3 separate regions of the Homo sapiens genome follow, and regions 2 and 3 are each linked to region 1. Evidence: read pairs that join two places in POLR2A ChIA-PET (ENCODE). Cell type or tissue: MCF 10A. All regions are shown on one strand.

Evidence for each region. Peaks named below come from ENCODE experiments on the same cell type or tissue, not always from the same donor. Only the 100,000 strongest peaks of a DNase experiment are listed, where the experiment ranks them.
Region 2: POLR2A ChIA-PET joins it to region 1 with 6 read pairs; 2 of 35 experiments call an interaction of 5 or more read pairs at or near these places.
Region 3: POLR2A ChIA-PET joins it to region 1 with 5 read pairs; 2 of 35 experiments call an interaction of 5 or more read pairs at or near these places.

The regions. Positions count from the first base shown.
Region 1 is chr5:66,953,891-66,961,890 of GRCh38, reverse strand. All of the region lies in intron 4 of MAST4 (microtubule associated serine/threonine kinase family member 4), which reads right to left. Among named protein-coding and RNA genes, the nearest start is that of MAST4-AS1, 46 kb to the left of the region's middle. In MCF 10A, no CTCF peak of the experiment used is centred here; DNase peaks (open chromatin) are centred at 2,730 and 3,100.
Region 2 is chr5:67,054,258-67,062,257 of GRCh38, reverse strand. MAST4 (microtubule associated serine/threonine kinase family member 4) reads right to left here. Exons shown (of 29, transcript NM_001164664.2): 5 at 7,766-7,854. Among named protein-coding and RNA genes, the nearest start is that of MAST4-AS1, 54 kb to the right of the region's middle. RefSeq lists an enhancer at 2,749-3,291. In MCF 10A, no CTCF peak of the experiment used is centred here; no DNase peak of the experiment used is centred here.
Region 3 is chr5:66,845,943-66,853,942 of GRCh38, reverse strand. All of the region lies in intron 3 of MAST4 (microtubule associated serine/threonine kinase family member 4), which reads right to left. Among named protein-coding and RNA genes, the nearest start is that of MAST4-AS1, 150 kb to the left of the region's middle. RefSeq lists an enhancer at 3,533-4,732. In MCF 10A, no CTCF peak of the experiment used is centred here; DNase peaks (open chromatin) are centred at 3,062 and 3,912.

The DNA of each region.
Region 1 (8,000 bases):
CTCAGAGCATATTCAAAAGCTGCTGCTCTTAAACATGCTGTACTCTAACTTAGCAGCTCATTGGAAAGCTCTCAGGAATGTCCCCTGATATGTCCATCATTTTGTCTATGTACAGTCTTATCTATTCCTTCCTGTCCTAAAATCGGCATGCATAGGCACTAACACCATTCCCAGTCTCTATGCGGAAACACACATGATGAGTGCTACGAAGTGTCTATGTACCCAATTCTATACTTACAATGAAAAAAGAAAAAACAAAAAAATCTACCTTTCTCAGAAACTGGAAAGCCAGGCATAGGCTATTTAGGCATCATAAATTTCTGTATAAATTAACAACTTATTAATTTCTGAAATATATATTTGATGTCTCACACCTAAGATTTCAATATCTGAAACAGGAATCAGAAACTGCCCTGTGTTTACTGATAAATCCAATGGAAAATTCTAGATTGCATCTACAGAGCATAAAATAGGCTCATATAATACTCCACAGCTGCAGTGCTTATGGAATAAACTCTTCTGAAAGAAAAACAGTAATGTCTGATGAACATTCAAAAGCTGTTCTACACATTTGCTGTGTGAGTTAAGACTGTAAGATTCCCAGATAATTAAATTTATATACATTAAATCTGCTTTTAATAGAATCTGTGATAAGACTTTCCATTATAACATTCCTCTGCAGTGGCTAGAAGTTGAATTTACTCAAAGACTGCAGAATTAGCTTTCTCCATGAGTGAATGTAAAGTTAGCTATGTCCATTTTAGAGTAATTTTGCATTTCAAGGTAAACAAAATGTTCAAAGTAAATCACATACTAATACTACAATGATATTTAAGAGTGATTCTCTATTCCACTCTCACGCTCCCTAGGCAAACAGAATTACCTATTTTAAATGCACAGTAATATTTACCAAGATAAGAGGATAGAAGGAGGGGGCGTGGCCTGATACCAAAACAACATCCAAAGATCCCCTGTGTTTAGCTGACTGTTATGTCCTGTGTCGACGCTGGCAAGGTCATAAAACTCGTGGCATAATTCAGTCCTTCTAATCATAAAATGGAATGTTTGACACAGCTGAGTTCATATTTTTAAAAAGTTACTTTGAAGTGTCTCCTCTTAATGTAGACAAGATTGAGAAAAGAAAGAAAAAAAGTAAAGGAAGAAGAGGAAAGAAAGAAAAAGCCTAATGTGAAATGATATCTACTAAGTCCAAAGAAAACAACCAGGAAACAGCACAACAAAAAACAGAGGCAAAAGCAAAGCGGGAGGTTAATGCCCCTGGGTTTTAAACACAGAGCTATGGCTTAGTTATGCATTTCCAGCTAGAGAGAGGAGGGTTAAGTAGAAGAATGAGTGCATGCCACTAAAATATTCCACACAGATGGTGAGAGTTGAATGTTAGGGTGGGGGTGGAGATGGGAGAAATGTTAGGGCAATGGGTAAATACTATTCGTACCTCTAATATGAAGAATGTCACAGCTAGCAAGAAGGTTGTGAGAGCCCTCTAACTTTTTGTAAGTGAGTCCCTCATTAGTATAAAATCAGGGCACAATTTTAGAGCAAGGACTGATTAGAAAAGTATTCACTTCAGAATGTCATGCTTTTATTAATTAAGGAAATAATTTCTCTTGTATGATGCATCTACAAAATTCAAGAGGAATAATAAATCCTCAGAACCAAGCACAGTTCTCATTCTGCAGTCTCTTTCTGCAGACAGTCCAGTATGAGATTATTGGGACTGTACAGAATTCACTGAAATGTAATTTTATATCTGTGCTGTAAGTTAGAAAGAGGGATATTTATGTTTGTCTACCGGATTTATATTTTACTGTTTATTATTTTAAGTGTGACAGCACAGACTAACTCACAGCTTCTGCATCTTTGACTAACAGATTTAAAATAAAAATTTGCTGACACTTCCTGCATCACAGATGTCTAACTTCTGCGCCACAAATTAGATGTGGACATGTTCATGTAGCTACATCACATCACAAGGCAGTCAGATGAGTTAATGGGTTAAAAAAAAAAACAGCTAAGCAAACACACAGCTCAACTAGGTAAACACATTGCATGCAGTGGCTGGAGATTCTGCAGAGAGGATTCTAAATGTACCACAGTTCATTAATATTCTGTTGCACAGATAAAACATGGATCACATCTAATGAACGTCACAAATAACCCTTCTCTTGCACTCTAATCCATTGTAATGTCTTCTATTATTCAATGCAGACAGAGGCCTTTCTTTAGAAAAAGGCAACATAGGGATAAACAAACAGTAAGAGAGAAGGAGAAAAAGACAGATACACCATGGCCTACTGATACATTCTTTCACAATGAGCTGTTAAGATGTTTCCAGAACTGGGGTTTAGTAACTTTAAATATGCAGCAATGCTTTTCCTCTGACTGCAATGCAAAATGCTGGTCTGGGTGTCCACATTAGCTGAAACCAAATGCCATGCATTTAAGACATGTTCCTCCACCTCACACTGCAGTGCTCTGAGGCTGTCAGTACAAACAAATGCTAAATAGCTATTGGTCGCCAGAAAGCGAGTGCCATGCAGAAAGCATTAAAATATTAAAGACAGACAATACTTACTCCAAGGTCAGCCCCGGAATCTGTAGCCTTTCCCGCTGGGCTTTCATGGTTGTTATATGTTAGCACACTCTATTGTAACCATGACACACACTCCCTGCCAGCGTCCCGGTGATGACAGAGAGCCAAACCGAACCTCTCTAAAGGACTGGACTAACACTCTCTCGAGGGGGAGGGGGAGGCTGCAAGTTTGGGTCCTTCCACCTCTAGCCGTAATCAAGAGATGTCAGCTGCTTTCCTCAGGTTAACGGCAGTGCACACTGCACTGATTTTGTTAAAGGAACGAGGCTTGCAGCTCTGCATATCAAGTAATTGGTTTCTGATTTTTTTTTTTTTTTTTAAAGAAAGTCGCTCTACTCACAGACCCACTTTTCACCTCAGTGAAATGAAAAGTCCTTTTCACCCTGCAGACTGGGGCAAAAAAATAAAGCAACAGTGTCATACTTGTAAAAGAGTTTATCTCAGCACACGTCAACTATTCCCCACCTCCCTGTGATGCTCTCGAATAGAATTCAGCCACCCTGAGGAGGCTCATCTTACACTTCCCTTGGTGGAGTTAACTAAATCACTCATAGTCCCCAAGAAATAAATGAGGAATAGTGCCACATAAAAATAATTAGATCTTTCTCTATATATGGCAATCATCAGAACGAGGAATAAACTAACTGCATTAATTTGGGGGAAGTCAGACTCCGTTGTGCCGCAAAGACTTGTGTGAACAGGCAAACCCGATGATAGGAAACTACCAACTGGAAATGCAAGAGATAGGCACTTGGATTTTTATTTTCGAAAAGCTCATTTTTAAGATCGCAGTGCTGTATACTTTACAAAAGCAATCTAATATGAATAAGGAGGGAAAGAAAGAACATGAATTTTGAAAGCCTGAAAGTTTCATCTTGTATTTATTAAAAGAACCTAATTTTTCACAGCATTCATAACTTGGAACTAAGTGTACTTCCATTGTAGTGTATGAAGAACGTAACTGACTCACTTCCTCTAATGCATTTTAAAATGTTTTAAAACTTGGCAACCCCTGGTTTGTTGAAAAGAAACACTAGAACAAATTAGAGCTTTATTTTATCAAGAATTCTAATTTTCAAGTACTACAAGGCATCTCTTTCTCTTTCTCTCTCTTTCTCTCTCTCTCTTTCTCTTTCACACATACACACACACACAAAGAGAGAGAGAGAGACAGAGCCAAACTGCGGTAAAATAGCAAGTATATTCAAGCAGTTATATTTCAAAGGCTATGAAGTCAAACTCTGTCTTTTTACAGATGAAGAAACTGAGGGCACACAGTTGGCGGCTATAATAGGATTAGATCCTGGTCTGTAAATTTACTCTTATCCCAGAGGTCTGCCTAAGCAGGGATGCCACAGGTAGCTGTTCAGGTTGTGCCCTGGGCAAGGAGGGAAGTAGGAACCAACATCTGGTCTGCTTTCCATGGTTTTATGCCTGCACCTGGCTCTGGGCTGCTTCCACTCCATTTTTCTCATTTTCACGAAGTCTCCCTCAGCTCTGTGCCCTTCTGGAGGGCTACCTGTTTCTAACTCCACAAAGGTGCATATGGGCCAGTGGAGGTTTATAGGATACTCTCAGAACTCTTTTCTACATCCTTAACTATCAACTTGCTCTGGGGCATTTGTTAATGCCCATTGTTAACTAGGTACCAGCTTATCTCTCAGTGTGAGCTCACAGAACCAACCAATCCTCTTATCCTTTGGAGGTAACAAATCCATACTTGAAATATAGTCACTGACTCCACAGAGAGGCAGCTAGAGATGTAAAAAGTAATTGTAATTTAGTAGAAAAAAGCATCACAAAAGGAAATACTAAAAAGATATAATGGATCCCAGCTACTCAGAAGGTTGAGGCGGGAAGACGGTTTGAGTCCAGCAGTTTTGAGACCAGCCTGGGCAACACAGCAAGACTCCATCTCAAACAAACAAACAAGATATAATGGAACACAAAAAAGAGGCCTCAACTTTCCTTAGGAAAGTTGGTCGGGGAAAGTTCGAAAGCATGGGTGTCACAGCCAGATTATGATAAACAAAGAAAAGAAAAAAATCAGTTACCACCCTATAACAAAAAATAAAGCGAAATCCACAAATTCTTTAACTTTTAAAGTAGACCTTCATCTCAGGAAACACATTAGAATATTATTCAATAGCCTTCTACACACAGATCTTCTGAAGTAAACTTCAGTTCCATATAGCCAATGGACTACAATACATTTTCACTTCAGTTTCCTTTTACTACCCCTAATTTAACATACCCAAAAGAAAACTCACCATCCTGCCCTCCAAAACTCCAAAATAAGCCTCCTTTCAATGTAAAATATCCAGAATGCCACCATTCTTTCCACCTAATGTCAAAATACATTGACCCAAAATACATTGTATCTTGGCTAGATTATTCCTAAATGGTCTACTTCCTCCCTGGTACCCTCTACACCTTGGTGACCACATAAACTCCAGAGTGATCTCTTTCAGAATGTGTCACTCTTCTGTTCAAAATCCTCCAACAGCTTCCCTGTGAGTAAAAGCCACAAATTTAGGACATTTGGCCCCATATGGGATAATCAAGCATCAATAGGAACAACAATGGTAATGTATTACAACACATCAAATGTTTAAAGTCACGAGTTCAAGAAGAGAAAATTACGTCACCTTGAGGGGATGCTAGAGAACTGCTGCAGTAATCTTGAAAACTGATACAGGGGAAGAATCAAGCACATCCCCTGCATTCCCTATGAGTTACACCTCACAGATGGGGAAATCATTCACTTTATAGATGCATTCCAATTGGTGAATAAAGGGGGAACTGCGGTCGTAAAATATCAAAATTTTGTAGACTCTAAAGAACCCCAGGGAATCTAAGCCATGATCATCAGTGACTGCTGACATCACAAAGAGAGAAACCCTGGACGTTGTGAACTTCTCAAGACAACACACATGAAGTAGTCTTACCAAAAAGACTCCAGCACCCCTGGATACAACTAAGCCTCTACATCGAAATATCAAGTTACAGGTTAGAGACAAGGGAATGTGTTAAACAATATCACAGAGACGTGATCAGCAAAAGCTAGATACGAAAGTCAGAACAAATGACCTGGTTTCTTAAAATTTTAATGGGGGAGGGGGAAGATGGAAAGGGAACCCAAAGTTTAAAAGAAGGCCAGGCACAGTGGCTCATGCCTGTAATTCCAGCATGTTGGGAGGCTGAGGTGGGAGGATTACTTAAGGCCAGGAGCTCGAGACCAGCATGGACAACATAGCAAGACCCTGTCTTTACCAAAAAACAAACAAACAAACAAAAAAAAAAACCTTAAAAGACATATCAACTAATTGTAATATATGAACTTTTTAATGGGTCCTGATATCAAACTAATAAAACTATAAACAAACACACACATAATCAGGCATTTAGGAAATAATCAGCATGATATTGTGTATGTACACACTTCAGCCTGAAATATATATTGAGTATATGTATATACTTGTGTGCATATATATACACACATGGTTTGGATATCTGATAAAACTAGCCAATCATTTTAAAGTATAATATTGGACCATGATCACCTTTAATTCCCTTTCATAGACACATACAAAAATATTTACATATGAAGTAATACATATAGAGTTTGCTTCCAAATGATCTGGGGAGGGAGAGTAAGAGTATATAAAATTAAAGTGGCTTTGGTTACTATTTATTAAACTTGGGTAATAGGCAAATAAGGGGTTCATTATACTATTCTCTGTACTTCAGTGTATGTTTGAAATTTTGTCTTATAAAAAATTGAAGAAGAGTCTCACCAGGCCTCTAAAGCTCCATATGGTATGTTCATACCACACCTCCACATCCCCTCTTCTACAGCTCCCTCCCTGACACTCCTCACTACCCTTCACATATACCAAGCACACTCCTGCCTCTTGCCCTTTGCACTTACAGTTCCCACTGCCTAGAACTCTTCTCCCCTGACATGTCCAAACATCCTGCTCCTGAACTTCCTTTACATCTTGCTTGACCCTATTTGAAAACACAAGGCTCCCTCATCTAGTGTTTCTTTTTTTTTTTTTTTCTGAGACAAGGTTTCACTCTGTCGCCCAGGCTGGAGTCCAATGGCACTATTACGGCTCACTGCAACCTCTGCCTCCACCTCCTGGATTCAAACAATCCTCTCATCTCAGCCTCCTGAGCAACTGGGACCACAGACACATTCCACCATGCCCAGCTAATTTTTGTGTGTGTATTTTTTGTAGAGATGGGTTTCACTATGTTGCCCAGGCTGGTCTCAAACTCCTGGACTCAAGTGATCCACCCACCTCGGCCTCTCAAAGTGCTAGGATTACAGGCATAAGCCAGTATATCTGGCCTTTCTCCCTTTTTTTTTTGAGACAGAGTCTTGCTCTGTTGCCCAGGCTGGAGTGCAGTAGCGTGATCTCGGCTCACTGCAACCTCCATCTCCAGGGTTCAAGCGATTCTCCTATCTCAGTCTCCTGAGTAGCTGGAACTACAGGCACATGTCATCACACGCAGCTAATTTTTATATTTTCAGTAGAGATGGGGTCTCACCATGTTGGCCAGGGTTGTCTTGAACTCCTGGGCTCATGTGATCCTCCCGCCTCAGCCTCCCAAAGTGCTGGGATCACATGTGTGAGACACCACGCCCAGGCTTTCTTCTCATCTTGATGTATTTTTCACCTAACATATATTTATTTATTGTCTGTCTTCCCCTATCAGAGTGTAGGCTCCAAGAAGGCAAGTGTGTTGTGTGTTGTTTATAGCTGTTTAATCCCAGTGCCAAGAGCAGCCCACATAAATATTCAATAAATATGTGCTGAAAATGAATGAATGACCCTCCCTATATTGCAGAAACCACCAATTCAGGAGATTTTTCATTGTTTAAATAATTGTAGCTCACCACAGTGTTACATAACTAAACAGTGTCAGAGCAATGACCTCAAAGAGTGGTCTTAAGAAAATGGAGAATTGGGACATGTTCAGATACCACATGAAGACCCAGAAAAGACCTTTGCCGGCTGGAAGGCATACATCATGGACTAGCTGTATACATGTGTGTGCAGAAGAGGAACCTAAGGCTACACTAGAGTAGTGTGATATATTTTTATCAGTAGAGGTGGGTGGGTTGTGGGGGGACATTGGTTTAAACCACAGTACTTCGATATGACTGAGAAGACATATATATATGACAAGGTGGAAGTTAAGGAGTCTTCCCTACCACTGCTGCATTAATGGTGGAAATATGGGGTTTAAACAAACCCAGAGGAATGGTTTAAGGCTAGATCTCTTCTATGCATTCTCTAGAGTAGTGGTTCTCAACCAGGTTTTGCAATGTCTGAAGACATTTTTGGTTTTACCCTTTGCAGCAGGGAATAAGGGG
Region 2 (8,000 bases), 100 kb before region 1:
CCCGGCTAATTTTTGTATTTTTAGTAAAGATGGTTTCACCATGTTGGCCAGGATGGTCTGGATCTCCCAACCTCGTAATCCGCCCACCTCAGCCTCCCAAAGTGCTTGGATTACAGGCGTGAGCCACCGCGCCCAGCCCAGCCTCATCTTATAAAGAGAATTCTTTCACTGGCACCTAAAGATCATTCATCTCTAATGACTAAATTGTTCTCACCAGCAAACTAAAATTCATAAGTAATAGCCTCTCCTTTGAGCACTGCATGAAAATCTGATGGTACCACAAATACCTGAGCAGAAAGGTGTGTGTATCAGTCAACTCCAGGAGTCTGGGGAGGTGGAAAAAACTGTTGTAATGCCCATTTGGCTTACAGACTTCCTTCCTTTGTAGGCTCACCAATACAGTTTAGAAAGAATTCAGATTTTTTTTTTTTTTTTTTGCCCAAGAACTTCTTCACTGCTTAGGAAAACCATCATCCTATACTGACAGACTAAGAGTATGAAAAGGTAAAGAAATGCGTCACTGGTGCTGAACTTGTTAAGCAGAAAGAGGGAGGGGAAGCAATGAGATCAGAGCAGGAGATGCTGAGAGCAAGACCAGTCTTGTCAAAAAAGCAAAACTCTGTACAACTATACATAACAACAAACTTGGAAGAAATCAGAAGAATAAAAAAAAGACTGACAGTTTGGACCACACATACATGCACAAAATGAAAAATAATAACTTCTATTAGTAAAAAAAAAACCCTCACTGTTATAAAAAGGGAAATGGCAAATTGAAAAAGGATACTGGTGAGATTATAAAAGATTAATATCAGTTCTCACTTCTTATAAGCCAATAAAATAAAAATTAAACAAAAGAGAGGGACCAAGGATAAAAATAAAGGTAAATAACAAAAGGAGATACAAATGGTTAATGAGTATGGAAAATGTCTAAATCCCATAGAAATAAAACATGTACATTACGAATAGTAAGATATTATGTTTGGCTTGTACTGATGGACTCTTCAACACTGTACTATTTGGTGGTGATAAGGGGGGAACAAAAGTTTCAACATAGGCATTTCAGTCACATGTTCAGATGGACACACACACACACACAGAGTACATACAGGAAAAAAGACTGAAGAATACAATAAACTGGTAATAGGGGTTATCTCCAAGTAATGGGTTAATAGAGGATTTATATTTCCCAGGTGATTTCTTGTATATCTTACAAACTATTAGCTTTACTGTTATAATCAGAAACTCACACTTTTAAAGCAAACAAGCCTTGAAGATTAGAGTCATGGCAACATAGCCTATAAACTCTCTTAAAATTTTAAAACGAAACAGTCACACGCCTATTAGTAAACAAGTAAGTGCTTGGTTGGCATTATGTGCCAAAATTTCAGGTTTTACTAAATCCCTTACGGCCCAACTACACATCTTCCAAGGTTAAAGTCCTGGGGCAGTAGAATATTACAAAGTTTCATGCTGATATCAAGGATGGCACTGGGTTATAATAGTGATACTCCCTACTTTGGGAGGCCGAGGCAGGTGGATCACGAGGTCAGGAGATCGAGACCATCCTGGGTAACATGATAAAACCCCGTCTCTACTAAAAATACAAAAAATTAGCCAGGCGTGGTGGCAGGCGCCTGTAGTCCCAGTTACTCAGGAGGCTGAGGCAGGAGAATGGTGTGAACCTGTGAGGCGGAGCTTAGAGTGAGCGGAGATCGCTCCACTGCACTCCAGCCTGGGCGACAGAGCAAGACTGTCTCAAAAAAAAAAAAAAAAAAAAAATTGTGATACTCCCAGGAGTATCTCTGGCACACTGGAATATCTGCTTACCCTGTTCTACCCCAGACTGTCTTCTCTGAATTCATTAGTCTGCCTTGTTTATTTTTCCCTATCTCCACCTTATTGCCAGACTATTAACTTTCAATTATTTGCATTAACATGCCTGTTTATAAAACCATTGCCTTTACCACCGTCCAATTTAGTATCTCATCTAATGAACGAGTTGCAAGATTGAGGGGAGTGGAACTGATATAGCTGAAGCGCAAGGTGAGCAAGTTGCAAACAATTCTCATGTATGGCTCAAAAAGAGACTCTAAAAGAAATCAAAAGGAGAAAGGTCCTTAAGAGTTGTCTGAAATAATGAAGATATTCTGTTTAAAAAATGTACATGATGTCATATAGTTTCTCCTTGGAAACCCTCTAAGTTACAAGCTGAGTTTTATTTGTTAAGTCAAAGCCCCATGGGTGGTTGTGGGGTGGGAGGCAGAGGAGATAATGAAGGGATATGCATGAAAATGTTCACGTGATTCATTTTGAAGAGTGGGATTCGGGATGTTTTGTTTTGTTGCCCAAACCCCATGTGCCTACCCGAAACAAGCAGAACACAGCTGCATAAATACAGTGGTGACTAACCCTTAAGAAATGAAGTCTCTTTGTAACCTAAATCTATATATACACATAGACAGAGATTTAGGGATATTTCCTATCTTTAATAACTCCTAAAATTGCCCAACAGAAAAGTGAAACTCCTTTCCATCCTTCCTTACAGAAACCCTTTTAAAAATACATCAAAGTAGCCACCTGCAAATTCATAGTAAAACAACTTTTGAAGACACAGAAAATAGGTATTTTGGCCAACAGGGCTACATTTGCTACCTAAGCACTTTAAAAGCCTGGAGTCACTGTGTCTCAGTTTTTATCTCCTTTTCCTCTGTGGCTCATCCTCTTAAGTATCACTCTTAGAGCTCCTACTTTTACTCATTTAAATCAAAATACAATATGAAGTGTTACTGTGGTAGGCAGAATTCTAACCATGGTCTCCTCAAAATTCCAGTCCCCTAGTTATTCAATCAAAAATGAATACTACTATGAAGAGATTTTTTTAGCTGTAATTGTCCCAAGTCAGTTGACCTTCAAGTATAGAGATTATCTGAGTGGGGCCTCACTCAACCAAGTGAGCCTTTTAAAAGCAAGAGTTTTCTCTGGTTGATGGAAGGAGCAGCAGTCAGATTTGAAGTGCGAGAATGACCGGATATGCCCCTGCTGGCTACAAGATCGCAGAGGGCAGCCAGCCTCTAGGAGCTGAAAAGCAGCTCCTTGCTGATAGCCAGGGTGAAGCGGGGAACTCAGTCCTACAAAGGCAATGACCTAAATCTGTCCACAACTGCATGGGCTTGGAAGTGAGTTCTTTCCCAGCCTCCAGGTAAGAGCCCAGCTCAACCAACACCTTGATTTTGGCCTCATAATACCCTGAGCAGAGAACCCAGGCGAGCCTGCCCAGACTTCTGCCCTGAAGAACTGTAAGATTAATAAATGCATGTTGTTTAAACCAGTAAATTATGAGTAATTTGTTACTACAGCAATAGAAAACTACTGCAGATATTATGTTGTTTTCTTATGGGTTTTATTTTTACAGCCTTCTTTTTATTAGAAAGGCACTATGTGCTAATTTCCCTACTTTCTTATTCGCTAAACAATTAACAGTTTCTCCTTTCCTTTTCCACAAATTTCTATGACTATGCATGAATATACAAGTGTGCTTTCATCTGTGTATACACACTCTAAAACACAGATGCACATGAAATGACAACATGCAATGTTTTCACCTAACAATGTATCTTGTGTATCCTTCCAATACCAGCACATGAAAGCCCACCTTGTTCTTTGTAACAACTATGTAGTGCTGGGTTACACCCCTGAATCATTATTTACTTAACTAGTCCATTACTGAAGAAAAATTTAAATAAAAAACTGGTACCTTTCCATTTGCTAGGTACAAAAGCCATGCTATACTTATAATTTTCTGTTATTTTATGAGAATATCAGTAAGATAAATTCCTTTAGGTTAATTTGCCGGGCAAAAGGGTAAACACATTTGAAATATTCACCAATACTGAAAACCACTAACCAAAATGGTTACACTAATTCACATCAACCCTTAGATCATGGGAAAGGGACCGCTTTCCCATATCTTTGCTATCACTGAATTTTATCAATTAAAAAAGGTTTTTGACCCCATGCTAGGTGAATGATACTATCTCCTCCACCCATGGTGGAGTTCAGTGGCACCATTATAGCTCACTGCAGACTAGATCTCCCCAGCTCAGGCGATCCTCTCACCTCAGCCTCCTGAGTAGCTGGGACCACAGGCATGTGCCACCATGCCTGGGTAATTTTTAGAAATTTTGTAGAGATGAGGTCTCACTATGTCATCTAGGCTCAAACTCCTGGGCTCAAGCAATCCTCCTGCCTCAGTCTCCCACAGTGCTGCAATCACAAGTGTGACCACTGTGCCTGGCCACTTTTTTTTTTTTTTTATAATTGCAATGACATATCATTTCATGTTTTGTTGGCTATTTTTTCCTTATGTCATGCTATTTGCACCTTTTGCCCATTTTTCTATTGGTGCATTCACCATTTCATATCAATTTACACAATTTCTTCATGTAAACTGGCAATCAGTCATGGGCACAAACATTTTTCATACTTTGATTTCTTTTGAGTTTGTTTTTGATACAGAAATTTTCATTGTAAGAGAGGTACACTAGTCTTTTCCCTTTGAGACTTCTGGATTATTTTTCATGCTTAGAATCTTCCTGGACATAAGAGCCTGTGATTTTCTATGCCTTCTTTTCTTTTCTTTTCTTTCCTTCTTTTTTTTTTTTTTAATGAGACTGTGCTATTCACTGTTCTTTTAGGAATCTCTGGCTCCCCACAAACACTATTTTGTGAAGACATGCTCCAGACCACTGTGTATGCCAATATCTCTTTCTCCCCAGAGCACTGCTGACACCCCTACACAAATTAATGTCCCCATCTCTACTGATACATCTGATAGGTACAAACGATGTGTCCGTGATGACTGGTGGGGCTCATGTAATCCCCACCTAAGAAAAGTAGAAAGTGCAACTTTATCTTTTAGGTTAATAAGTGCTGAGAGATGGAGGTTTTTCCTTCTCATTTTGATGGAGATGCCTAGAAAACCTCGCCTGACACTCTTTGTCCAACGCAGGATAGAGAACATAGCAACAGAAAGGGTGAGGCAAAAGGCATGGCTGGTGAAGAGGCACTGCATGTTATCAGGATGTGGGGCCTGGTCCTGTATCGTATTCACATGTTTTTCTTCTTTTTATACAGAAATAGGAATCTACCAGACAGTAATAAATGCCACTTCTCACAGAAAGTCTGACAGGCTTCCACTGCCTCTGAGAGAACAACAACATGTTGGCTCCATAACATAAAGAAAAACAATGCTGGGTGCGGTGCGGTGGCTCGTGCCTATGATCCCAGCACTTTGGGTGGCTGAGGCAGGAGGACTGCTTGAGCACAGGAGTTTGAGACCAGCCTGGCCAACAGGGCGAAACCTTCTCTCTACTAAAAATACAAAAAAAAAAAATTAGCTGGGCATGGTGGCATGGCCTATAATGCCAGCTACCCAGGAGGCTGAGGCATGAGAATCTCTTGAACCCAGGAGGCAGAAGTTACAGTTAGCTGAGATCGTGCCTCTGCACTCCAGCCTGGGCAACAGAGGTAGGTTTTGTCTCAAAAACAAAAACAAAACACTCTTAGAACCTGAATGACAGGCTTCCCTCTGCCCATTCCTCTGATTAAATTCTATATTAATGTTGAAGGAGAAAGAACTTAAGCTAAGTCTATGAAAGCAAATAAAAATAATTAAAAGGATCATTAAAGTCTTCACCACGTTCTGTCGTCTCAATATTAGAAGTGAAGAAAATCACAGCTATAAAAGATGAATCAACAGGCACATAAATGATGGTGAAATTGCTATAAATACTATAAAGAGGAGCGAGATTAAAATCTTTAAATCGCAGAATTATATACTAAAAAACAGAATCATCATTCACTTAGCATCTAGCATACACTGCTGCGCACTGTGCTGAGTGCTAGAGTAATGTCCCAAGTAAGGTATCTGGCACTGTTTGACCCTCTGTAGGATTTTAATGACAGGGTGTAATATCAATCTCACAAACAGAAATGGTAGTAATAGAAGTAATGTATCCTCATTACGTAGCCTTGGAAATACAATGTTACCACTGCTTACACCCGCTCCCTAATTATATCCCTCTCATGCCCTCTCAGAGGTAACTACTATCATGAAATCAATCTTTAACATTACCATGTTTTGCTTTAGGCTCTTATATTATAAAAATACATAAAATATAATACAGTGAATATATAGAATATAATCATATTATAGGATATATAATATATATCATGTACATATATATATATATATATCCCTAAACAAAATATTGTATGTAGCATGTTAACTTTATATGAAAGGCTTACATAATATTCTTTTGTGACTCGCTTTTGTTGTCCAACAATATATTTGAGTTTCATCCACGCAAATCTGAGTAGTGTTCACTTCTTTTCTATGTGCACAGTGTGTTTTGGATATAACTATGCCACAATTCATTTATCCATTTTCCAAGTGATAGATCGTTAGGTTACTTCAAATGTTTAGCTATTACAGATGCTGCTGCTATGAGTGGTCTAGAACTTGTCTTCATCTGTGTAAGAGCTTCTCCAACTCTAAGGTTTTACCTGGGAAAGGCCTTTCTAGATGTTAGTGGTCATTTTACAGTGTCATAATTTTATCTATCTTTTACCTTTTTACTTTACCACCTTTAATTCCTTTAATTATTTCTACAGAGAAAATAAAATTTCACTCCAAAGGAGCAACTACTTTTCTCTCCCTTCTTCTCCCCAGTAATATAACAGACAACTCCCAATCTCAACTTGAAAGGCTCCCTGAGCTTAAGAACTGCTTTCTGGGTGAGAGTGGTAGCCCTGCATTTAAGGTCAAGATCATCTGAGAACACATGAGTATCAAATTAGAGTTTTCACAAGAGTACAGTGAAGTAGGGCTAAGAGCTCATTCTTCTAACCTTCATCCTTCACAATCCTGAAGATACCTTCCTATAACACAGATCCTCCTCAAAACCCTTGAAAGGGCTTCAAAGTCAAACTTCCTCCCACTTCCTGACCTTCCTCTGCCTTTCCATCCTTATGTTCTCTTAATGAAGTACACACATCCCCACACTCTAGCCATACACTGAGAATTCCCTTTCTCTCACTCCATCTCTACCAGCCAACAAATTCTTGCTCATCTTTCAACATCTTGGGCAAATGGCTCCTTTAAACTCTTCCAGACTTTCTTTATTGGAATTAACCCTTCTCTTCTTTGCATCACCATGGATAGAACTTTGAAGAAAAAAAAAAAAACCAGCATATAAAGCAGTTTTCATTGTCTAGTTTTTACAGTACTGTTCTAACCTTCCTTATAATTCTATAAAGTACTTGAGGCCAAAGGCTCTCTCTTAAATCTTCACTGTCCCTAAAATGACCATCACAATGTATTAGACAAGTTCAATTTTAGGGAGAAATATGCTGAACAGTTCTTAACATTAGTACTTTTCATATGAGTTATCATGTTTACATTTCCCAAGGATATTCCTAACATGGAAACCATGTCTTGTATCATCCAGGCATTTAGAAATGGAGAAAGAAATAATTAAAAAGAGACCCCATATAAAAAGGAATTCTGTATTTTAGAGTCCAAACACTGAAACAGAGAGGATAAGATCTGGGCTAACATATCGCAAAGAACAACTTAGGGATAAAACAGCAGGAAAACAAAGATAACATGTGAAGACATACCAAATATCAAAATGCATTAATTATTTTAAAAAACCAACAAATAAAGAAATAAAACAAAACTCAAGAAATGGTAACCAATTACCTGCATGAGCAGAGAGAGGTGAGTGTGGTCGAGGCAATGCTGGTGACTGCCCATTGCCTATTAAGCTTTTCCGGTTGCTTGTTCGGCAACTATCAAAAAGAAAGAAAAAACAAAGTTTAAAAAGAATATAGCATCAATAATGTTCAACCATGTTCCCGGTAGACATGGACCAGGTTGAGCAACCTATCTGCTCATGTTATTGTTAAAATTATTACAATTATGCATTCACTAATAT
Region 3 (8,000 bases), 110 kb after region 1:
AATGTTTAATTTCTACTGACCCTTTAAGTAATTTATTAAATATATAATTAAAATAGCTTTGCTAAATTAAATGCACTTTATGTTTGATGCAAGATACTTAAAGGTTTATTCAATCTGTTTAAAACATAAGTTATATATTTAGAAAAGAATTCTGATTTCCTTTTCCACAAAAAATCCTTGCAGGAATTAGGTCTTTTCCTTCCATTCATTCAAAAAACTATTCCCACAGGCAGAAAACCCATGAAGCAGTGAATTGAAAAACTTTATGTCCAAACATTCTGTAATATTTTCCAAATCAACTATTTTGAAGTCTACATTCTCCTCTTTCTGATGAGACTTAGTAACTTCTGCACAAACTCAGAATAAACATGTAAGCATTACTGAACAAGATTACTTAGGTGAGACTTCCATCTTCTGTGATATAACTTTTCCCTCTCACCATATACTAACAAGAAGGGACAAACCCATAAAAACAGGAGGGTTCTTTCTCACTTATTCATGAAACACTTCTTTAATACTATTTATTTTTAAAAATACCATCAGCTTTTCCACAGAATCCTAAGCATCCTACATAAAGAAATATGATCATTTAGAATAAATAGAAAACAAAGATATGGGGAAATGATTTTTCAGTGACCTACACACAGACACACACACGGGACCTATTAAACCTATGACTAGACCAGTTACACTTACTCCGGGTAGATTAAATTATCACACTGGTTATGCAGGCTTTTCGAACATGCCTCTATTTTCTTCCCATTAATAGAATCCACTTTAACTAACATGACTTGAACAAAAGTTCACTTTCATTAGAAGCAATAACTTGACTCTACCAGTCATGGCACAAGGCCATGAACTAAGGAATAGAAACCAGAATATATGGGAGGAAAATCACAAAGGGACTTGATTTATTAACCACCCTCCTCTTAAGACTCACTCTGGGCTTTGACCAGGGTGTACCATCCACTATGACACTGTTGAGAAGAGTATGTCATTTCTGTTTTCCACTTTCAAACAGGATCCTACAGTCTTCCTCCTCAGCTCATCATATTTTCTGCATCCCTCTTTCTTCACGCACCAAAGGGAATATAATGAGAATTCTATTTAGGGAGGGAAGATAGTTTACATTTCATTAGGATATCCTTTGAAGATTACTGACAACTATCTCTGTAACTTACTTAAACCCACTGACACAATGGAGCTCCGAGAACTTGCATTGCAATGGTATTTTCTATACAAAAGATTTATCTGTGTTTCTAATTTGGGGGAAAAATGTAGCCAAAAGTACAGTCTAAATGAATTTCAGTTGTGCAAAAATCCAGCCCAACTTCTCCCTCAAAATCATTTTGCGGTAAGAAAGGGCCAGACCATGGTACAAATTGTGAAGCCAAGGAGATACAGATTTGTATCCACACAGACAAGCGTTACGGTGTCCAGGGAATTTGTCAAACATCTCTGAGCCTCGGTTTCCTCTTCTATAAAATGGAGTTAATAGGCCAGGCACGGTGGCTCATACCTGTAATATCAGCCTTTTTGGAGGTCGAGGAAAGCAGATCCGCTTGAGCCCAGGAGTTTGAGACCACCCTGGGCAACATGGCAAAACCCCGTCTCAACAAAAAGTACAAAAATTAGCCCATGGTAGTGCATGCGTGTAGTCCCAGCTACTCAGCAGGCTGTGGTGGGAGGACCACCTGAGCCTGGGAGGTTGAGGCTGCAGTAAGTCATGATTGCACCACGGCACTCCAGCCTGGGTGACAGAGTGAGACCTCATCTCAAAAAGAAAAAGGAGTTAATAATGCCTAGCTATTTTGAGGATTACAGCTTATATATCTATATATATACAGTGTCTATCACATTTACTATTTAGTAAACTTCCATTATAACATGGTAGATTATTATATATTTTCAAAATAGTCCACCACATTGAACCCAGTACTAAAACTGTTCATGGAAATTACTATTCATTAAATATACTGGGAGTTTAGCTAATGTCAGATAACCTCGCCAGATTATACAATAAGGGGATCAAACTAAAGGAACCTCCAAAACCTATCTAGCTCTAAAATAAATAACACAATGAAATTAGGCACACTTAGCAAGTCTGAAAACAGTCAAAAAGAAGGGTATAGACAAAAATGTTCCCAAAAAGAATTATTCCACAATTAGCTACTGCTCATTTTCAGGAGGAAGTCTGCACCAAGGAAACGCTGATACAAATAGGGGCTCCACTAAGAGAAGTGCATGCACTATAGTAATCCACTGATATGTGGTGTTAATAAAAATAAAAAGGGATTTAGATACATAGCACAGGTTTTTAAAACATTAAGAAAACGGTGACTCTGAAGAGTCATTTCCTAAGGAATAAAAGGGACAGCAAGCTGCAACAGTATCTCACATGAATTAAACTGTCCTTTAAGAGCAATGACCAACACAAAAAGAATGCATCTGAGGCTACTCAAGGCATCCTTATGGTTCTTGCCATAGGTGTTAAATTTTGTGTAACAAAAATTTGTTACTAAGAGGTTGCCTCAAATTGGCTAGCAGCCTAATAAATTAGACGGCTGCTCCTGCCCACCCTCCTATTAAACCCTGGTTAAGGAGATGCTCTACCCAACTCTTTTTCTCTTCTCTGAGCCTTTTTGCTGAGGCTTTGAATAGATAGATACAAAGACAGACAGACAGAAAATAGAGAGTGTAGACTTCAAAGTAGTTGATTTGGGAAATATTACAGAATGTTTGGACATAATAGACAGATAAGATTAGATTATGGCTCTTACAATAAACAGGGCCAAGATGGAATATTGTGCTAAAATCCCATTTGATTTGAAAATGTTTTGAAACCATTCGAAATTGTAAAAGACATTATCATCCATGGGGAAATGTTGCTGGGCATGCACCGAGTGTAAATACTGCCTAAGCAGCCTCTACTTGCAGGAGAAACCCTCTCTCCATTATAAGAGAACACATTTCTCAAATGTATGCATTTTTTTCTTCAAAAAAAAAAAAAAAAGGCTTAAAATGGTGGCAACATCTTGGGTCAGGGTTGTGCAATTTAAGTTGAATCAGAAGACACACTGAAGGATATTAATGAACACTCTGAAATGGAGTAATTTCTGTTAGGCAAGAACCAGTTCCTTTTTTTAAAAAAAGTATACAGGTTAAGTAATCCTTCTCCAAAATGCTTAGAACCAGAAGTATTTCAAATTTCAGGAGATTTGGGAATATTTGCATATAATGAGACACCTTGGGGAAAAGACCCAAGTCTAAACATGAGATTCATCTGTGCTTCTTACACACCTTATACACATATCCTGAAGGTAATTTTAATAATTTTGTACATGAAACCAGGCTGACTGTGGTTTGACTGTGACCAATCCACACACGAGATCAGGTATGGAATTTTCCACTTGTAGCATCATGTTGGCATTCAAAAAGTTTCCAGTTTCACAGCATTTCAAATTTCAGATTTTCAGATAAGAGATGCTCTACCTGTAGTTCAATGTGGCCACACAGAAGAACTCAAGCATCGGCTACGTGTAGACAGACAGAGCGAACAAACAAAGGAATGTTTGACAACTATGAACAAAAACACCTTGATTTTGACATTCACTATTTTGATAACTTCAGTTCATTTTATTTCTCTGAAATTCAGTGTTCTTAACCGAAAGATGAAGTAATGAAGCTAGATTAAATCGAAGGTTTCTCTCCTAGACTTAAAATTCTACAATTCTCTAATTCTAAAGCACCTCGGGCTTCAGCTGTTGAGGCAAAAGAATGCTTTATTTTTTATTTTTTAACAGAAAAGCTCTAAACTTGAACTCTGGAGGAGTTACAGAGGCAATAAAAGGCAAATCAGGCAAATTCTTTACCTGGAATTCTGCAGTGAGTCAGAGGATGTGCAGGGACAAGAATCCAGAATTCATCATCTTTATTCTGGCTGATGTAACCACTATAAATAATTGCCTCATGCCTGTGAGGTAATATGCTTTTGCCAAGGACCCCATTAACATCTAAGCAGACCTTGAGAGAGTCTCCTCTATTGTGCACACAGCTTTTATCAAATTATATTTCTTTTTAAACTTTCTGCCCTGATTATAAAAATAATACATAACATAGATTCCTAATGGAACAGCTCAAAAACACAAAGAGAATTAAAATCAACTGCTAACTCCAGCCCTTGAAAATAACAAATATTTATTGACCATGTATTGGGGATGTAACGGGGGCAAGACAATTTTCTTGATCTTAAGAAGTTTACAGACCCACAGGGTGGAAAGAGACAGGCAAGAGGCAGTTCCACAGATTCTCACCAGAGCTCGGCTAGGTGATGGTGGTCTGCAGAAGGAACGCCTTGCCCTGAAGAAGGAACGCCTTACCCTGGCTTACTTCTCTGGGCAAAGAAATGCTCAAGTGAACTCCAGGAAAGGAGGAGATGGAGTAAATGAAAAAGGACAGGAGAAGAGAAAAGGGGGGAGGAAAGCAGAAGAGGAGTAGGGTAAAGAGAGAGGGGAAAGGGGAGGTGGAGGGGAGAATAGACAGGAGGAGGGAACTGGATGCAGAAGGAAGGAGAACCAGCCAACAAACGGAGAGACTCCTCAGGAGGAGGGCACAGATGTTTCCTTAGCGAAGACTTGATAGACTCTAGTTTCTGCCTGCTTCCTCAGCTTCGAATTGGGGTATGAACCAGAATAGAACAAACTGGACAAAACTAGACAGAACCCCCCAAAATTTCCATCAGCTCTGCAACAATGCCACAGGGTCAGCCTCTAGACATGGAACCCCAGTTTGGCTTATGACCCCCTCATCACAATACAAAGATGCATAAAGGAGTCAAGGAAACCTAGAGCAAGGACACCCCTAATCATCCATAATGGGGATATTGAGAGTCATTATTTCACTGAGTCCAACAGGTTTCCTGTTTTGCAGAGGCTCTGACCCTGGACAAAATTCCATCGCTTTAACTCATGATGCAGGAAGAGCATAACGCTGGGGAACGCAGCATAAAAGGCAATCCTCTCCACATGTTTGACAGAGTTTTCTGATATGAGCACACCAGACATCCCAGCTGCTCGTGCCATGTGTATAAATGCTGCAGCTACAGACATACATGTGGTCTGGCAAGAGGGTCTATGGAATTGGATCTTAAATCATGAGTACAACTTTCATAAGTAAACACACTGGAGAGAAGAGGAAGAAAACTAGGAAGAAAAGAAGGAAAAGAAATAGAGAATTTTAAAAAATCACTAGGCGGGATTTTCTGTTCCATACATCCTAATCCTCACAAAACTGCATCTAAGAGTCGACAGATGAGAACAATTATTTAGAGCACAAGTGATAAAAGGCAATAACAATATAAAGCTTTTTGCAGACTTGCCACATCAGCTATTTATCACTGTCAAATCATTTAGGTTAAAAAATTATAATAACGGAGGCTAACTGATCATTGGTGAAGTCATGCCTAGTAATTCTTAGTAAACAAACAAACAAAAAAAACAACCTGCCTGCTTTTAAGAGGTTAGCAGAGTAAAAGCACAAATATACTAATCCTTCAAAGAAGAAAAAACTTAGTATTTTATGACAAATGTTACTGAAATAAATTTGCATTCCTTATCGCCTTTTTTCTGCCTCTTCTAACATCATAAACAAATTATTTACATATAAAGCATGTTTTAATTGTAAAATAACAAAGAATAAGAAAACTTTGTAGAAGAAAAAAAGCAAGACATTTTAGAAAGGGGATACACTAAATTTACTTTGACACCAAAATAAAAATTTCTGAATATTCAAAAGAAAAAAATCTTAAGCAAATAGTAAGCAAATTAAAACCCCAAAAGAGTAGGATACTTTTTGTTCCAAGTAACAAAATACCCAAATCACAGTGACTTAAACAATATAAAGGATTTATCCACTGGGGCAACACAAAAGTCCAGCAAGAGGTTTTGCTTAGGACAACATTTGATCCAGTGGCCTTACAGTGGCTGTAAGAACTTGATTTCTTTCCAAGTCTTGGCCTCACCTTTCACGGCACTGCCATTTTCCTAAAACAATCTTTCTTCATACACCCAGTGTAGCTTTGAGCTACTGTTAAGGTTTTTCTTTTTTTTTTTTTTTTTTTTTTTGAGAAGGAGTCTTGTTCCAGCACCCAGGCTGGAGAGTAGTGGCACAATCTCAGCTCACTGCAACTTCCGCCTCCCTAGTTCAAGTGATTCTAGTGCCTCAGCCTCCCAAGTAGCTGGGATTACAGGCTCCCACCACCACCTCCAGCTAATATTTGTGTTTTTGTTGTTGTTGTTGTTTTATTTTTTGAGATGGAGTCTCGCTCTGTCACCCAGGCTGGAATGCAGTGGCATGATTTCAGCTCACTGCAACCTCTGCCTCCTGGGTTCAAGCAATTCTCCCTGCCTCAACTTCCCAAGTATCTGGAATTACAGGCGTCCACTACCACGCCTGGCTAATTTTTGTATTACTTAGTAGAGATGGGGTTTTGCCATGTTGGCAAGGCTTGTCTTGAACTCCTGATCTCAGGTGACCTGCCTGCCTCAGTCTCCCAAAATGCTGGGATTACAGACGTGAGCCACCATGCCTGGCCCTGTTAAGGTTTTGTATCTCCCAATTAATGTCCAACAAGAAAAAGCATCTTTGCCTCAGCAGTCCCAGTAATGGGACAGAAATTCACTCTGCTAGACTTAGTGTACGTCACATGCCATCCTTGTGGTCCCTGGGACAGAATTAAGACAGATCTACATCAAATGCTCCCCTCGATTTGAATCCGTGTCAACTTTTCCAAAACCATCTTTTGGCCCTACTTTTCATGGCACTACCATCTTCCTAAACAAGCTTTCTTTAAACACTCAATATAGCTCTCAGTTATTGTTGAGGCTACGTATTTCCTAATTAATGTCCACTAAGAAAGAAAATCTTTCCCAAATGGAAAAAAGGGGGCTGATAAAGAAGGCACTGGAGAAATGAGTGCCAGGGAGGTAGACACCACCAGGAAACCACACGTTCTAATGCAGGAAGATCTGAATTTAGTTAAGTCATACAAAGTTATAGGCAAATTATATACAACTCAAAATTATTTTCCATAATAAAATTAATAAATGTTCCAGACACCATTTTACCTCCATGAGCCCCTTAGATGTCTTTCATCCTATCTTACAAGAACTAAAATTAACTTAAACAGCAACTAAAATTTTAAATCTCCTTTTTCTGGCCTTATTCATTTTTCTGTTTACCAGCCTGACTCTCCATATACCAACTAATTTATGGAATTCAGCCTTCAAGAGAATGTTCCAGAAATTTTATACCATAACATACCTCTTCTGATAGAATTACATACTTTATAATTTACAGTCATGGATTAACTCTATTTTCTCCAGGACTCAAGTCATTAATCTATAGCAACAAACTAGCTGTACCTCCATAGACCAGGAAAGCCTGCCTCTTAGTATAATGGACATTATCTCATCCTGCCTCTCATGGATAAAATATCAAGAACTAATATCCCTCTCTAAGCCTACAATTGAAAAAAATACATCATAGCTTTAGCTCCTCAAGGCTATTGGAGAAGTATGGATATGTGGAACTCATCACAATTTTTCTACCAAACTAACCACCTTCGCATAGATACCCTAACCACACCCATCTCTGAGCTTCCGTGTTATCCCAGATACAACTTCTACTGAACTTGTCACAGTGGATGATAACTGTAAGTTGGGCCATCAGTCTGGCCTGCTTCAGAGAGGCAAAAAAGGGTAAGACCATTAAGAATGCGGCCAAACTCTCTGGATTTCAATCCAGGTATCTAAGTTTGAAGCTAGACTCTGTCACTTATTAATTCTATGAATTCACTAAAGGTCAGGTAACTCTCCAGTTTTCTTCTCTAAAAACTGAGGACAGCAGCACCTCCTCCAAGGGTATGTGATAGAAATGAAATGAACTGATACATGTAAAGCACTCAGAATGGCACCTGGCACTTAGAAGTTCAATAAATGTTA